Linked DNA regions of Homo sapiens: region 2 is linked to region 1. Evidence: read pairs that join two places in POLR2A ChIA-PET (ENCODE). Cell type or tissue: PC-9. All regions are shown on one strand. Region 1 overlaps ADPRHL1 (ADP-ribosylhydrolase like 1). Region 2 overlaps MCF2L (MCF.2 cell line derived transforming sequence like).

The links. ChIA-PET counts read pairs that join two places held together with the same protein. Peaks named below come from ENCODE experiments on the same cell type or tissue, not always from the same donor. Only the 100,000 strongest peaks of a DNase experiment are listed, where the experiment ranks them.
Region 2: POLR2A ChIA-PET joins it to region 1 with 12 read pairs; 1 of 35 experiments calls an interaction of 5 or more read pairs at or near these places.

Annotation. Positions count from the first base shown.
Region 1 is chr13:113,409,738-113,412,237 of GRCh38, forward strand. All of the region lies in intron 7 of ADPRHL1 (ADP-ribosylhydrolase like 1), which reads right to left. Among named protein-coding and RNA genes, the nearest start is that of ADPRHL1, 42 kb to the right of the region's middle. RefSeq lists enhancers at 429-964, 674-1,873. In PC-9, no CTCF peak of the experiment used is centred here; DNase peaks (open chromatin) are centred at 1,284 and 1,734; H3K4me3 peaks cover 1,256 bases; H3K27ac peaks cover 946 bases.
Region 2 is chr13:113,054,519-113,057,018 of GRCh38, forward strand. The region is part of intron 4 of MCF2L (MCF.2 cell line derived transforming sequence like); the gene reads left to right. Among named protein-coding and RNA genes, the nearest start is that of F7, 50 kb to the right of the region's middle. In PC-9, no CTCF peak of the experiment used is centred here; a DNase peak (open chromatin) is centred at 1,053.

The DNA of each region.
Region 1 (2,500 bases):
AATCAGCCGGGCGTGGTGGCGGGCGCCTGTAGTCCCAGCTACTTGGGAGGCTGAGGCAGGCGAATGGCGTGAACCCAGGAGGCAGAGCTTGCAGTGAGCCGAGATCGCACCACTGCACTCCAGCCTGAGCGACAGAGCGAGACTCCGTCTCAAAAAAAAAAAAAAAAAAAAGGAAGAAGCTGAGCAGGCTGAAAAGAGACCGGAAGGAAATGTGTGAACATACTTCTCTTTTTGTGTTTGTCTGCATTTTTCCAAAAGAGAGAGCTCTGTTTTGAAGCCATGGATGGATTTCCTTGTTAAAAGCTGTTGCCAAGCAGCCCTGATGGAGGAGGTGACAGCGGCTGACCACATGACCACGTAGCCGTGTTGCCGTGGGCACGCGATGACCCAGGGCCAGGACGGACCCCACACGGAGGAGTGGCAGGGCCGCAGATGGAACACAGGACTCCGCTTCCCCCACCTTCCCGAGACGCCTCCCTCGCCCGGTTCAGTGAGTTCACGTGGAGAGAGTGTGCCGTTCGCCCCCAAACCCCGGTGGGCATCAGTGGATCAAGAGGCCTTGCTGAGACCCGGATTTTGGGGCCGCACCACCAACGCCTCTGATCCACGGTCTGGGGAGGGGCCTGGGAATCTGCATTTTAACGAGTCCCTGGTGATTCCGAGGCCGCTGGTCCGGGGACCCCACTCGGAACCACTGAGGCAGACGGCGCTCCTTCCAAACCTGCCAAGGATGAGACATTTACACGAAAACTAAACTCGGAACCTGCTGCAAGGCCACAGTGTGCTGCGAGCTGGGACGACTGTAAAAATAAACTAATCCAAGGAGCAGCTGTGCGTCCTGCTGCCAGGCACGCCCTCGTTCTGAGTCATTGGAGCCCACCCAGGAAGGAGCCGCTGTGTCCCTATGGCTGGTAAAGTGATCCCGGGCGGCCCCAGAACTGCCCCAGCCAGAGGCCGCCCACACCCCCCTGAACCCAGAGTCGACAGGCGCACCCTCAACTGCGCCGTGGGGATGGGGAGGGCAGAGGAGCAGGCCGACCTCGGGGTTGGGGGACCAGCCTGGGGGCATTGTGCTCCCTCTGAAGGCTGCACCCCCAGCGAAGGGTCAGCGGCCCTACCTGCCTTCCGCCGGGCGTCTCTGGACACGTCCCCTCTGCTATGACTTGGCGGCCCGTGGAGGGCTGCGCTCCCTTCACCCCAGGAGGCTGAACTTCTCAGAGCCTGTCACACGTTTTGTCCCCGCTCTGGGCATTTCAGTTGTCTTAATGACTTTGCAGGTGAGTCATTCGGATGACTGAACCATGCTGACTGCTTGTGGTGGGGACATTCTGATCATCTGAATAAAGGCCACCAGGCTCAGCCACGTGTGACGTCAATCCGCCCCTTCCCACATCCCTCGCTGATGGCTTCTGAGCCCCACCGTCCAAATAGAAAGATGAAAAACAGAGCTGGAATTAAACCAGCTCATCCTCCTGCCTTGTTAGGAGGCGAGCTTGGATGAAGAGAGTAATGGAGCTCCAGGCTGATTTCTAAATTCCCATTGCCCTGGCCTCAGGTGGTGGGCAGCTTGGTGACGGGACCACTCCCCACACTCGGAGCCCCTTGTCGAGGCTGAGCGTCTGTTCTGGGTGGTGGGGCCATGTCAGTGGATCCTCATAGGTTGGACTAGCTGCATGTCCTCCTTATGAGTCATAGTGGCTCAAAATCCAGTTTAGCTCTTCCACCGCACATCTAAGTCTGTAACCACTTATGAGGTCAGCGTGTCATCAAGACCTGGCCAGCAACCAGCGGTGAGCGTGGAGGACGTACTTGGCCACCCGGTCCAGCTCTTCAGCTGTCACAGCCGGCTTTCACCCCGCAGCGTGATCATCTGAGACACGTTTTCACTCACAGAGATCAGGATGCTCTTCTGGGTTTATTGGCTGAGGATTAGGGGATTCGGCCAGAGCTACAAAGTCCTCTTTGGGGTGAGCCCCGCCTTGCTGAGGTGTCCTCAGCCATGGACCTGTGGCTGTCGGAGGCGTCCGCGGTTCAGGATGACGCCCTTGGCGGGAGCGAGAGGGGTTTCCACAGCCCCCTTCACAGAGCCTTTGTGTTTTGCAATCATCATTAACCAAGTTCCTCCCTGGGTCTGGCCTGGCCACTCCCCTGCTCCCTGCTGTCCTGCCATTCCCCTGGGCTGCCCCTTCTCGTCACAAAGTCCTGCGCCCACCGCCCACTATTGCGCTCACCCTCTCTGGTCCCCGCCCCTCGTGGTAGCCCCAGAGGTGCTGCTGTCTTTGGGTTCCTTGAACCTGCGGGTGGTTCCTTCTTCCGGGGTCTACTCCCGGCTCAGCATGTTCTGTGCTCTGGGTTTCACTGGTTGGGGGATTCTGGGAGCCCCCAGCTCAGCGTGTGCTGCTGCTGCTGGCACATCCCGGGTGACTACTGTCACAGCACTATAATTTGCTTTTTTTTTGGGACGGAGTCTTGCTCTGTCGCCCAGGCTGGACTGCAGTGG
Region 2 (2,500 bases), 360 kb before region 1:
CACAAACAAACTTTCAAATGCATATTTTTTATATAAACTTGTGTTTACTGTTTGGCTACTGTCAGACAAATGTAGTTGGTGAGGTTTCAGTTGCTCTGAAATTAAATATATAATGTCAAGCTGGATAGGTGTGGCTTGGAGCAGACCTTAAGGAAGGTGATTTGAACTTGGGGAGGGTTTTTCAAACAGGGTTCCCCAAAGTACCCAGTTCTACAAAGTTCCCAGCATGTCCTGTTGCTTTAGCTGCATTGGTAAATACATGCAGCGATTGTTTTCTGAGTCTCTAAGAATATTAACTCAGAAACCAGTGAACTCTTTTTCTATCTCCAGACTACAGTGCTGTGGTCATCACACATATCTGTTCCTAAGTTCATCCAGGTCAGCCCAGAAAATGAGCAATATTGTTTTCATGTTAGATAGAAACCTATAGGATTACTTTACTGTTGAGTAATTTACAAAAAGACTTGACAGCCTCCATCCCAAATTCTTCATCCAGTTACCATTTATACTTACCCCCATCTTTTAAAATAAAGTTTTTATTTTAGAACTTTCCCCAGCTTTTAATACAAACGGTCAACTCCAATTCAGAGAAAATTTTATTTGCTGTTATATTTATTCAAAGTATGTGTTTGTGTACATCGTTAGCACCTTCTCACTCAGCTAGGATCTTCCAATTTATTCTATTTAATATAATGATCCAATAACTTAAAATACGAAACCCTAAAACTGAGCCAAGGAAGAGGGGGTCATGTTTGATGCTGGCAGAGCCTCAGGGACCAGCCTTGCTGCAGGGGTATGCTTCACTCCCAGAGGCTTTAGGGGCAAATAGTTGCACCTGCTGGAGACGTGGACCCCCCCCCCCGCCACACACACACACACACACACACACACACACACACACACACACACACACACACACACACACACCTGGCTTCATCTCTGAGCTTCAGGCTCTCAGCTTGTCCTTAAAGATCCAGGTGATAAAAACGACAGTGAAACGTAGAAGAGCGTGATTCATCGCACCATCAGAAAAAGACTGGTTTTCCGTAAATAGTGGTGTCCAATTTCACAGCAGTGTGAGGGATTTTCAGTCCGCCCCTTGCTGAGACACAGAATCTGCCCTGGGGCGTCCCACTCTTTGGGGCTTGCTTCTCGAAGGAGGACTGCCCAGGCGCCTCGTCCACCAGGATCACACTCCTGGCAGATGCTCAGCTCACGATTCCCTGCTTGTAATTCAGCCTGTCCGTCACAGCATCTTACCCACACGTGCTCCCTGCAGAAGGTGAATGGCTGTGGCCTTAGTCTATGTCCAGGCGTCGTGTGAGATGGTGGGGCAGAGAGGGCGCAGATGCAGGGCCCCTCCAGAGCACTTCCCTGGGGGCCGAGGCTGGAGAGAATGGGTGTGGAGAGCAGCGGAGACAGGAGAGTCCCCCGGAAGCCATCAGCCTCCCCTCCCTCATCCACTCCGCAGCAGACACCCGCAGAGGACCTGCCAAGTGTGCCGGCCACTGAGGGCCGTGGTCCCTGCCCTCCCCACGCAATGCAGATGAAGCAGAGGTCTCCATGGGAGGGGTCCTGTGGGAAAGGTGTGCAGTGTCCACCCAGTGACAGGACATTGTCCACCTGCCCTGGACGGGGAGGGCAGCCGCCCAGTGACCGAGCCCTTAGTTTATGCACAAGGGGCAGGGGCACATCTCTGGTTTTAATTCCTACAAGGCAGGTGACCTGGTCCATGTTTGGGTGCTGAGTGTTTGGGTGCTGTGTGTTTGGGTGCTGAGTGTTTGGGTGCTGTGTGTTTGGGTGCTGAGTGTTTCGGTGCTGTGTGGGTGTGGAGTGTTTGGGTGCTGAGTGTTTAGGTGCTGTGTGTTTGGGTGCTGAGTGTTTTGGCACTGAGTGGGTGCTGTGTGTTTGGGTGCTGAGTGTTTCGGCGCTGAGTGGGTGCTGTGTGTTTGGGTGCTGAGTGTTTGGGTGCTGAGTGTTTCGGCGCTGAGTGGGTGCTGAGTGGGTGCTGTGTGTTTGGGTGCTGAGTGGGCACTGAGTGGGCGCTGAGTGTTTGCGTGCTGTGTGTTTGGGTGCTGAGTGTTTTGGCGCTGAGTGAGTGCTGAGTGTTTGGGTGCTGTGTGTTTGGGTGCTGAGTGGTTGGGTGCTGTGTGGGTGCGGAGTGTTTGGGTGCTGAGTGTTTAGGTGCTGTGTGTTTGGGTGCTGAGTGGGTGCTGAGTGTTTCGGCGCTGAGTGGGTGCTGTGTGTTTGGGTGCTGAGTGTTTTGGCACTGAGTGTTTGGGTGCTGTGTGTTTGGGTGCTGAGTGTTTAGGTGCTGTGTGTTTGGGTGCTGAGTGTTTCGGCGCTGAGTGGGTGCTGAGTGGGTGCTGTGTGTTTGGGTGCTGAGTGGGTGCTGAGTGTTTCGGCGCTGAGTGGGTGCTGAGTGGGTGCTGTGTGTTTGGGTGCTGAGTGTTTGGGTGCTGAGTGTTTCGGCGCTGAGTGGGTGCTGTGTGTTTGGGTG